Regions from separate parts of the Mus musculus genome. Here region 2 is linked to region 1. The links are chromatin loops, found by intact Hi-C in ENCODE. Cell type or tissue: gastrocnemius. All regions are shown on one strand. Each heading gives the region's core, and the rest is flanking DNA. Links, peaks and the distances in the headings are about the cores only.

Region 1 (6,173 bases), core at 463-5,462:
GGTTGGTAAATACCTTGTCCCATTTTGGTGTGATTTGGATTGAAGTACAAAAGTGATTTATTGTTTACCAATAATCTCTACCCTCCCTTCTCGTGTCCCTCCAACAAATAAATGGACAAATTTCAGGAAGGCAGTCGTCCCCCCCACACACACACACACACTTTGGCATGTATTTATACTTATGTCTGCAGGCCTTACCTAGGGTTTGCAATGGCTGGCAAGTGTTTATACCAGAGACAAAGCACGCCTACTTTCTCAGTCCTCCTGTGTGGAAGAGAGCCCACTGAGAAGGAATTAGCTCTACCAATAATCAGATGTGCTCACTGAGGCCTTGAAACGGTGATCAGTCTACCCTCTCTTCAGCCCTGTTTCACAACGCATAGCCTTCTGCATAAACACACACACACACACAGAGAGAGAGAGACAGAGACAGAGACAGAGAGAAAGAGAGAGAAACACCCTTCACCGATCCTCAAAGATGAAGAAATAGACATGTTTGGGTGACTCATGGGTCCTCACACTCAATGCAAACCTAAATAACTCTCTGGATGAATGAGATGTGTCATTTCCAGGCTGTAAAAGTAATTCACAGCCTCACCTTTTCCTAATGGGGCCATGTGGCCTGGCGCTCTCATGTCAGCCAGCCACAGCTGCAGCCTGACAACACATGCAAAACCTATCATACCCTGTCCTGGAGGGCCTCACTCCCACCCCCACCCACCTCTGTCTTTTGACTGAGAGTAAAGAACCCTAGATGTTCTAGATGATATTGCCGCCCACTGCATTTGCTTCAACATGCCTCCATGAGATTTTTTTTTCTCATGAATTAATAGCAAAAATGCAACTATGTTATAATTCTGTTTTTTCTTCCTTCATTAAGGATGAGAAATTTCATATAAATTATGTAGTACATATTAACCCTGATTGGCCCCAGACAAAGTGCTGAGGAAATCTAGATTCATCAGCCAATGCTTTCTTCTCTCAGGACCTATCACCTTCCAGTCTGCTTCATCCTATGCCCAACCTCAAGCTCCCAAGTGAGCAGGCACTCGTGCGCACTCACACACACACACACACACACACACACACACACACACACACACACATACACACACACACACAACAGGGAGTCATTCTCAGAAACACTCTGTTCACTTGTCAGTCCAAATCCCGGCTTCCATCAGATGGCCCCTGGAGTGACCCCTCTGACCACACTCACATCCAGACACTGCTTAATTCCAACTCAGTCATATTTCATCCTTACATTTTCCAAATGCCAGACCAGTAGGCTTTCCATTTTAGGTCATCTGAAATCCATCCAGACAGTCCAGTGTTCTAGTTTTGGTGATTCTCGTGTTTGACACCTACCCTTCTCAGACTAAAAGAAATGTTTTTCTATTATCATCATCATCATCATCATTTGTTAGTTGTTGTTGTTGTTATTTGCACCTACTTCCTTTTCTTCTGGACACGCTCAGCATCACTAAAGGCAGACCTGAGTCTGCAGATACACCTGTGCACACACTTCATCCAAAAATATTTTCTCAGACGAAGCTAGTGCTGGGAAATATTAGCCACATGGAGAAAGGATTTCTAGTGACTTCTATGAGAGACCCTAGAAGAATAAATTTGGAAGTAGAAAGGAGTTTGAAATAAGCCCTCTCTCTCTCTCTCTCTCTCTCTCTCTCTCTCTCTCTCTCACACACACACACACACACACACACACATTCTGACCCTATTTCTGCCAAAAAGACATTAGCACTTGCAGTTCCGTGTCTTATTTTGAAGTCAGCTATCATTGACATGAGATCTTATGTGGGTTAGCATGGAGTGGATAATTACGGAGGCACTCACAGAGAGGCATCCCTCTAGAAAATACTGTTCAGAAGAGTCACACCACACTGGCTTCCCTGTACCCAGGTGTCTGCCCTGTGACCAACTCAGACTGTAGTTCGGGTCTACGGGGCTGTACTATCTCTGGGTTTCTGCCACTGACCGAGTCTCTCCCTCTCTCTTCGCATTCTGTTTTCAGTCTATTTGATCACATTCTCTGGTTCTTCCAATGCCTCTCCTCCTCTTTCTTTAATCTTGTCTTTGAAAAGCAGTCACATAGCCCAGTCCCTTCTTGCCAACACACACGGGAAAAATTAAATATTTGAAAAGCCTTCACTCGTGACATCCATCCAGAGAGTACCAATAAGCTGTCCAGGGCCACACCTCCATAAATGCAGCTGCTCTGGGGGCACCTATGCTTGGTAACCATCTCCCTGGCAACAGAGCTCCTGATGGCCAATGGGCATTGCCTTTGAAGCACTGAGGTTTTTGTTTCCAAAGCGTGTCTGCTGCTTCTACTTTGATTAATCAACATCACCTCTTTTGGTGTGTGTTTAAGTGAAATAATAGATGACTGCTTGGTTACAGCTGCATGGCAAAGGCTTTTCGGGAATCTTGAGAAGAAAAGGCAAAATAAAATAATAAAAATCGTAATGGATACTGTAGAAAGGCTTGAAAACCTCTTATTCATTGCTACTCACAGACCTGATTATTGGGTGAACTGTTCTCGCTCTCCACCCCACCGCCATCTCTCTCTCTCTCTCTCTCTCTCTCTCTCTCTCTCTCTCTCTCTCTCCTCGGTTGTTCTATTGATACACCCTATTCTCAGTCATCTCCCAGAGATTCTGAGAACCCAGCTTTTTTAGATCTTTGTACTCAGGAGACTATTTTGAACATCCCTTTGTTCTGCCTGTGAAGGTTAAAATGTTTGGGACAACGCCCTGCTCAGGTACAGGTTTCCCTTCCCCCACCTGCTCTCCACCATCCTTCCATCTGCTTTAGAAATTCTTAAGATTCTGTGACAGCAGGAAGCTGTTTGTGTTCTTCCCTTTACCTCATCTTGGGACTAGAATCCTTGGTGTTTATTTAATACCAGTCCAGGCCCTCTTCTACTCTTGGCGAAGACTCCTCAGACAGAGAGAAAACTAAATGCCTCATGCTCTAGTTTCAGAAAGACCATCAACTCCAAGTCCCTGGACACTCTTGGTAAAGTGAAAAAACTGAATAGAACCCAGTTCTGTCTTGAATTCATTCATACACAGTTTAACAGTAAATTTTTTATATCTAAACTAAATATATCTAGACTTCCATATCTAAACAACCAGTCACTGAACAACCATTCATTGTCTGGTGGGAAAAAATATGAAAGACGCCTGTTACTGGCTTGGCATGTTACTAACATGAAAGAAAGGTGTATTTTCTTATGCTTCATGCCTGTTCATTTTGACGACCTTTGACAGAATGCCTGACACTGACTTTTCCATTTGGCGCAAGGAAGATTTTTTTAACTAAGGAGCATCTACTAACAGGCAGGCCTTTCACAGAATACTAAAAGTCACCATTAGGTGGCAGAGTAGCACAATATGAAAAAAGCTATCTCCCAGGGGGACAACTCCAGGCCTCTGTTAATAGCTTGATTTTCCACTTACAGGCAAGAAAATGCCATGGAAACTTCTGTTTTCCTCTTTGAGAGAACAAGGAGGGAAAGAGATGGGGGAGGCACCAAGTCCCCGTCCACTGTGTGCTGTCTGCTGCCCCTTAGCCACATCTGGACGTTATAAATCATGCATTATTGTAGTCTAGCATTTTCTGATCTCAGCAACAGGCCCCTTCTAAGCAAAAGGGAGCCAGCATGTTCTGTTTAGCTTAAAAATGACTAAAATTGCAAGTGAAGGAAGGAGAGAAAATCACTCTAACAGCAGGGAAGACAGTGATGGGGTTTTCTTGCTGGTACTGGGTAAGCAACTTTGGAATGCATCAGTGGCTGGTTCCAGCCTCCAGTTATTCTTGCCCTGTGGCTGCTTCTGTTTGTGCCTATTTCTGCTCCACAGACACCAGAACATATCAGAATCTCACCCCAAAAACTCTCCAGTAGCTAATACCTCCATCCCCACTGTCATCCCTGTGTGTATTTATCACTTTTTAATCTGGATCATTGCTTGAAGTTCCCGGACCTTGCTCAGAAATGGTGCATCACTGCTGACTTTCAATAGATTTCACCTGTGGGCTCTAGAGCGGCCCTGTCATAGATCAAGGGAGTCTGATGCCTCAATCTGCCCACGTTCCTGCATTCCCAAGCTCATGGACTGCCATACAAAGTACCGTCAGACCATTTGCACAAGGACCTGTCTAATCTCATTAGATTTCTCATTTTCGGCATAATACTGTCATGGTGCCGTGCACCAGTGCCTCAGATTAGTGGCTTGTCAGAATGGTGCTCCACTAATGAGCTAATCCAAATAACGCTCAAATCCCAAATCAGATTTAAGATGATCCAGTCTGGGTGGAATTGGGGAGGGAGAAATGCTGGCCCCAAAGAACAAGCTTTCATTTTCTTTGTGTTGCTTTAAAATAAAATTGAGGGAGTGCTGTCAAACTCTTGATTTTTTTTCTCCTTTGCACGACATTAACCTCCATTGCCCAATTGGGAATAATAAATAGAAAAGAGTGCATCTGTATGGATGGTATAAATTTACCTTAGAGGACTAGAAACACACACACACACACACACACACACACACACACAAGCTTAATATATTCAGCAGATCTGTGTCCTTCACAGCTTCTAGTTTTTCTGATTTTCCCATGGGGTTGGCCCTAAGACCTTGCAGATTTTCAATATGATGTGTTTCAGTAGTGACCTTGGGATGTAGGGTTAGGTCAGAAAACATATTTTTAAGCTTATTTGTTTCCTTGTTTTCCCTCTGGGTAAAGTTGGGCTCCAGAAATCCCAAAATGCATAATAGCAAAGTTAAGGTCAAGACTTTAAACAAAGGAAACAGGGGAAACGGAACAGCACAGACCACATGCACAGTCTGTTTGGTTTCAGGTGTTCATGAAAACGAAGCTCTGGCTTCAAAACTGATGCTTAAAATGGTTTCTTTCTTTCTTTCTTTCTTTCTTTCTTTCTTAATAATAATAAAGTTTGAATGATGACCTACATTGAGCCAGCCAGCACGGGATAACAAAGCAGCCACCTGGCTTCTCCAAGGTGCACATCCCCTCAGATTCCAAAAGTGCTGCTGCTGGGTTTCTGTCTTGTTCATGTATGAAGCCCAAAGAACATGGCAGACCTGTTAAAGTCAGGTTCAGTCAAGCAGGGCAGCAACATGTCTTCATGTTTATGTGTGCAAGTGCCCTTGTTCATGTGTTTACGTATGCATACGTGTGGGGTACACATGGTGGAAATCAGAGAACAATGTCAAATGTTGCTCCTCACGTGTTATCTACCCTTTTGGACAGAGGGAGGGGATGAGGGCTTTCGATGGCCTGCAATTTTCCAAGTAGGCTAAGCAGGCTGGCTAGTGAGCCCCAGAAATCCTTCTTTCGATGCCTCTCCTGCACTGGGGTTACAAGTGCAAGCTTGTAACGGTTACTAGCCGTGGCGGGCTTTATTTAAAAAAAATATTTTTTTAAAGTGGGTTTTAAGGATTGAATGTGGGTCCTCAAAGGCACGTATTTGTCAAAATCCATCGATTACACACTTCAGATGAGCGGATTTCATTGCGTATAGATTACTCTTCAGTTACTAAACGTCTACATTCTCTTTTGGTTGGGTAAGCTTTTGTATTTGACAGCACCGGCATGAAAGAGAAGCGCGGCAGCCAGAGACAGCTGTTTTGTGTCTATTTTGCCTAAATCACTGCCGTTGAACTTGAAGAAAGTCAGCATGTCATCCTGGAAAGCCAGAGATACTTGGGCTAGACAATAGCACCATCTTGCAAGCGCTTTACTGACTGAGTCATCTTCCCAGCCTACCATTACAGTTTGACATACGAGCTGAGCCAATTTGTTGTGTAACCCTTATTGACCTTATTGACTTTGTGAAAGACACTCTGGAAAGCCCAAGGTAGTTGTTCCAGAAAACAATGCTGCTATATCCTTTCACACCTCCACAGCCTTGCTCCGATCCCTTGCCCAATGCACAGGCAACATGAATCTGCCTCTATCCACCTAACAGACTGTCAGGTTGCCTGCTCATTTGCTTTTAGCTAAGCACACTCAGGGCAACTAACCACCTCACTGGCTTCTCGGTGCTCTAACCAGATCTCAGTCACAATGAGTCTGTCTCCTCAGCTTCACTCAGAAATGAGGTGCAAATGGATGACCATTTTCCCTTA
Region 2 (6,173 bases), core at 804-5,803, 630 kb after region 1:
ATCGAATGTGATTTGTGAGAGCCGGTAGAGGCTGTGTGATAGGATTTCCATGGGGTTTTATCACCCCAATGGAGAGGGGTCCTTTTTCTCTGATTCCTTTCATTGCTTCCCATGGTTATATAGAATCTATACTGGGACCCTGTTGTGGAGTCTCCCTTATACTCTAGAGCTGACATGGGTAGAAGTGACCTTTGCCCTCTTCCTTTGCTAATACCTTTGAAGAGTGCAGAATTTTTAGTGGAACTGTGATTCTGATTTTGCTAAGACAATTTTGGCCACTAGCAATTTCTCTCCCTCCCCATATATAATTTGGAGGCATAAGGCTGAATAGCTTTGTCTGCACAGAAATATATTTAGACCTGGCTCTGTGGCATAATAGATAGTGCATTGGACTTCAAACTCACATGATATGTACTCACTGATAAGTGGATATTAGCCCAGAAACTTAGGATACCAAAGATAAAAGATACAATTTGTAAAACACATGAAACTCAAGAAGAATGAAGATGAAAGTGTGGACACTTTGTTCCTTCTTAGAATTGGGAACAAAACACCCTTGGAAGGAGTCATAAAGACAAAGATTGGAGCTGAGACGAAAGGATGGACCATCTAGAGACTGCCATACCCAGGGATCCATCCCATAATCAGCCCCCAAATGCTGACACCATTGCACACACTAGCAAGATTTTGCTGAAAGGACCCTGATATAGCTATCTCTTGCGAGGCTATGCCGGGGCCTAGCAAACACAGAAGTGGATGCTCACAGTCAGCTATTGGATGGATCATAGGGCCCCCAATGGAGGAGCTAGAGAAAGTTCCCAAGGAGCTAAAGGGGTCTGCAACCCTATAGATGGAACAACAATATACCCCCCTCGGAGCTCGTGTCTCTAGCTGCATATGTATCAGAAGATGACCTAGTCGGCCATCACTGGAAAGAGAGGCCCATTGGTCTTGCAAACTTAATATGCCTCAGTACAGGGGAACGCCAGGGCCAAGAAGTGATAGTGGGGGGGGGGGTGGGAGGGAGGGTTTGGGGGACTTTTGGGGTAGCATTGGAAATGTAAATGAAGAAAATACCTAAATTAATAAAAAATAAAATAAAATAAATCAAGCTGAACCAGGCAGCTATTAAAACTAATATATATATATATAAATATATATATATATTTAGGAGTGTCTAAAAACATAAGACAACAAAATAGTCTGATAACTTCTTTGATGCAGTATGAGGTCTTCTTTTTAATGCAGGGAGTTTGCTGATATTGGCTCTGATTCTTTTATCCAGTTATGTAGCACTGGAGTGAGCATGGGGATGACTAACATTTTTCTTCCCTAGGATCAAAAAAGTCTGAAAATAGTGAGAAAAAGCAAACATATGTAGGCATTGAATCTTATTCTTACCCTAAACTTTCTAGTCCCTCCCTTCTATACAAGTATGTGGGATATGTAAAGGTGTGTTTGTGTGTGTGTGTGTGTGTGTGTGTGTGTGTGTGTGTGTGTGTGTGTGACAGAGAGAGAGAGAGAGAGAGAGAGAGAGTATGTGTGTGTGTATGTGTGATATTTTCAATATAAACACCAGGATATGTTCCTGTTTTCATGAGGGCTATAAATGATCAGTCTCCCTTTGTCCCTTTTTCTGTTCTATTTGCCATTGTTTATCAGGACACATACTGATAAGACTACAGCTCAGATGAGAGTGGGGTGCCGGGCCCTCGACCTCACCCCTCCAACTCTTCCTACAATTTCCTGGCCATGCTGTTAGAACACAGCTTCTGTTTTCTGTTGGTGGCATTTTGTCATTTCTCTTTCTCTCTCTTTTCCTTGTTCTCACTTGCAAGTCTCCTCAAATGAGCACCTTGCCTGGGGTGGCAGAGAAAGCCCTCTTACTTTGGGAAGCAAGGAAGTTAAGTATATTGTCAGGCTCCAGGCCAAATAAAGTGTAAAGCATGACAATTAACTGGATAACTACCAAAATACCTCTTACTGTAACTATAACTCAGAGTATCCCTAGCTGAAGGTAAAAGATGCTGCTGCTTAATTCATCTGAATGCTTCTCAGGGTTCTCCTGGAGGCTTCTACAGAGCTTGCCCAGTAGGCTTTGACATAGCAGGACAGGGAGGGGCTGACAGTCTGGGAAGATCTAGCCTAGAACTAGACTTTTGATCCTCTCATTAAGCCAGGAGGTATGTGGTCTTAATTCTGTCCCACATATGAGGGTAGTGCTCAGTGTAGGGATTTCAAGCCAGAACCATCCTGGTTGGAGTCATTTGCTAAATCTTGGAGATTAATCGTTAAGTTGAAGCATTTTCAAGAACAACAAAACAGGCGGCATGCTCCTGTGCTCTATGAAAGCAATGTGCAACTGCACGCCAGTTGAGGAAAGTGAAGTTCAAAATGACTGTCTCAAAGGAAGGAAGGATGTGGACACAATGCTCCTTAATATTTAACCGGAATCTAGTTAAACTGAATTAAATACCCATTTGTTTTGGCTACAGGGATTATGGGGGTTTGTTTTGATCTTTACAACATCAAATGACATTTAGAGAAATGGAAGATTAGCTTTCTACTATTAAAACATTTAAAAATGTTTGCAGACATTGTAACAAAACACAGGAATTACGTTGTCATTTCATTTCACACTATCAGCTGTAAATCCCCGCTTAATGTGCTGATACAGAATCTGATGGGAATTGACTTGAAAAAGTTCTCTCTTGCAAGTGTATATACTTCCTCTGTATCTTAATTTTAGGCCCATAGTTATTTTCCTAACTAATCACTTAGTATTTTACTGTTTATTTTTGTATTTTCAGATTAAAGATATATTTATAGGTTTTTCATGAATTTGTAATTATATTTTAAATTACACCCCTTTGGAGCAATTTGTAAGCTGTTCTGTTTGATTTACTGTAGGCTATAAACAATGTAAAACAAGCTACGTTCAAATCAAAAAACACCAACCATGGGGTATTTCTGCAACAGCTCCTGCTTCATCCATCACTTTCACTTTAAGAAGGTACTTCTTGGTTTTCTGGAGCTCTAGGCAGAACTCAGTGCTTAAATGTGTGAGGAGGAAGAACATTTCAGTGGGAAGAAAATGTTCAGTTTGGATCCCGCCTCACATTATGGGTCCTATTTTTAAAAAATGAGATGCTAAAAGGCAAGGAATGATGACAGGACTGACTTCTTTATTTAGAAAAAATCAACTGTCAATTAACTAATGAGTATTCTTTTTAATCAGTGTTAATTGACAAATTCCCTGCACTCACAAACTTGGTTCTTGTGTAGTTTCTTGTTGGCCTGTCCCGATTTCCCTCCTCTGTTCTATTCTCTCTGTAGGGTGTAATTCTATATTCCCCAAGTTCCGTCTGCTGGAGCTAGATGGAGCTACAAGATCTTCTGTAAATGCATACAATGCCTTCTTGTGGTGTTAGGAGACAAATGCCACTGGAAAGCCTTCTTGCCCTTTCCTTTTCAAGAGAGTGTGGACTTTTAACACAGTCATTAAAATGGACAGATAATTGCAGTTTTGTAATTATCATTTGTTTGGGAGCTGCTCAAAAAAGAAATGAAAATAAAAATTCCCCAGACCACAACAAAACCAGAAAACAGTGTTGACTTCAAACCAGGTTAAATATTTTTGTTATTAGAAGTGTAGTTATTTTTGTTCTCTTTTTCTTCTTCTTCTAAAAGTAATCTCAGACATCTTGATAACACAGCAAGTGATCAAAAAGGAACACATGGAAATTATTTCACATTCACCTGCAAAATTTTATACGTATAGATTATTACAGGTAGGTATGATTAGATCCATAATATAGTATAGAACATATATCTAACAATGTGGAAATGTATCACAATGAGAGGAAATGCTGTTATTGTTTTTGTGGATGGTTGTTTTGCTTCCCTCCCCAGCTCTGTACTGAGCCAGCTGTACAGCTTTGGTCCTTTGTCTTTCCATGCGTTAGAATCCTGTGGAATATGCCCAGACTGATGTCACCCTGTGTACTAGCTGTTGGGACAGCCGGTGAAGGTCATGTGCTGACTTTGATGAGGTCATTGTGCTCACTTTATAGGAATCTTGTAATTATGTACTGGATAAACAGGGATCTTGCACTCAGAAGACCGAGTGGATGAAGCACGGATAAGGAGCATGTATCCACAAACTGACACGCTTCAGGGTCCAGCTCTTGCTGAAGCTGCCCTGCTCCTCCTTCACACACAATTTTACTAGGCTTCATGCTTTGACTTTTTCCCTATAGAACACTTGGATGCCATTCCATCCTTGCAGCAATAAAATGCAGTTACAAGCTGTTAGACCCATTTTAGCAGACAAGGAAATGGGCTCAGAGAGCCAGGGCCCCTGGTTTGAGATCATGCAGCTAGTAAAAGGAGAAACGGGATTCCCATCTGACTCTTGGATCTGTGTTTCTATTCACTCTTCACTCTTCAGAATACCTTCCTACCTATACGCAGTGCTTTTCTCTTTCCTCTTTCAAAATTCCAATTATTTATTTGTTTGTTTACTTATTTATTTACTTGCTTGTGTGTGTATGTGTGTGGTCATGAAAGAAGACAAATTGTTGGAGTTGGTTGTCTCCTTCCACCACATTGGGCCTGGAGCTCAAACTCAGATTACCAGGTTTAGGCAGCTCGTGCCTTAACCCAGTGAGCCATTTCTCCAGCCCAGTGAGCCATTTCTCCAGCCCTCGTAATCCATTCATAAGCAGCTGGTTTATTCCAGATCCACTTTAAATCATTAAGCAGTGTGACCCTATCTGTACATTACTGTTTGCCTCAAGCAGGAGCCTTAGTCCCAATAACCATTATCCTCTGTTCCCAGTCATACTTTTTTAAATGTTGCAGAATGTTATGTCTTCTGTATTGACTTTGTCTGTGTGTGCACTGGGCTTCAAGAGGGCACATCTCCTCCTGGTGTTGCCTTCTCAATGGTCTCTTGGGGAAGTTTGATTCACAGAGAAATTCTTGATCCATTTAGAAGAGCTTCTGTTTAGCTTGGTTTGGTTTTTACCAGTGTTTGTGTGGAACCCAGCCTACATGCTAAACAAGTGCTTTACCTCCAACCCCTCACCCTCATTACCATTTGTACAAAGTTAATCACATCTTACTGGAGGTATATAAAAAGAGGATTGAGTCTGACAGTTTTAAAGTGAGATTTAAAAAGGGGGCGCCTTCTATGAGCCACAGAGCACATCTTTAGCTTGTGAACACCTCATTCACCAAGGACTCCCCTGCAGAGTGACCAGGAAAAACCTGTCCAGAGAGAATCCTCCAGGGTCTCACTGGGGGTTGAGTGACCACCTACATTGTCTTCAAAGCCCTTGACAGGATCTTCAGTTAGATTTTAGGACTACCCTTTCCCTGGCCTCCAAAGCTTTCTGAGGCCTAAAGTGAAGAGGAAAGTGCCCTCTAGCTTGGGGATAATTGCAGTGGGGCTGTTGTAAGACACTGGCTTCAGTCTCAGAGGCAGTGGGTACTTTCCTGTCTCTTGTCAGGCAGAGCTTGTAAATGGAAACTGGTACAAAGTTCATGAAATAATTACATTAAAGACATTAAATGTAGCTTCAGTCTTTTGTCTCCTGACATAGAATAACCCAGGGGACCTTTCACAGAGCCCTCTTTAAATACATAATGGTTACAACTGAATCCAGTTGGTAAATGTTGTGTGCAGCTAGTTTAAATGCAAATATTTTCTAAAAGTAGACTGTATAGAACACTTTGTGGTGAAAACCAACTTTTTCCCTTCTGCTTTTCATTGTGGAATTTGAAATGTGTTTCTGTAGATGAAGTATTTGTTGAATGAGTGAAGGGTTCTGCTTTCATGTTTGCTCTCTGTCTCCTCTCACTTAAGGTCATACTAAGCCTTAGCAAACACAGGCTTAAAGGTTAGGGCCAGGCTAGCCCATCCATCTGAGTTGCTTAGACCCTTCCCCAACCTTCAGCTTTGCCTCACGGGAGCTATTTCCTCATTTCTGGGTTGATCCTGCTCTCAAGGCCAGAGGCCTCTGGACACTCAGAGTCTGCTAGCTCTCTGTGGTTCTCCCTCACATCGTGCTCCTATTAAAATTTAAATTGTATTAAAATGTGTATTACCAGTAGAAGCCTCTGCCTGATATTGTCTGAAGACTTAACTGAAATGTACTTAATTTGCAGAC

The links. Hi-C counts contacts between places; a loop is a spot of excess contacts. Peaks named below come from ENCODE experiments on the same cell type or tissue, not always from the same donor. Only the 100,000 strongest peaks of a DNase experiment are listed, where the experiment ranks them.
Region 2: a loop joins it to region 1, with 2.9 times the contacts of the local background. A loop is called at or near these places in 4 of 42 quality-filtered maps.

What each region holds. Positions count from the first base shown.
Region 1 is chr1:61,294,775-61,300,947 of GRCm38, forward strand. No RefSeq gene overlaps it. Among named protein-coding and RNA genes, the nearest start is that of 9530026F06Rik, 81 kb to the right of the region's middle. In gastrocnemius, for the core only: a CTCF peak has its summit at 3,395 (motif pointing right); DNase peaks (open chromatin) are centred at 2,248 and 3,410; H3K27ac peaks cover 798 bases.
Region 2 is chr1:61,921,787-61,927,959 of GRCm38, forward strand. The region is part of intron 2 of Pard3b (par-3 family cell polarity regulator beta); the gene reads left to right. Among named protein-coding and RNA genes, the nearest start is that of Pard3bos1, 60 kb to the left of the region's middle. In gastrocnemius, for the core only: a CTCF peak has its summit at 3,382 (motif pointing left); a DNase peak (open chromatin) is centred at 3,398.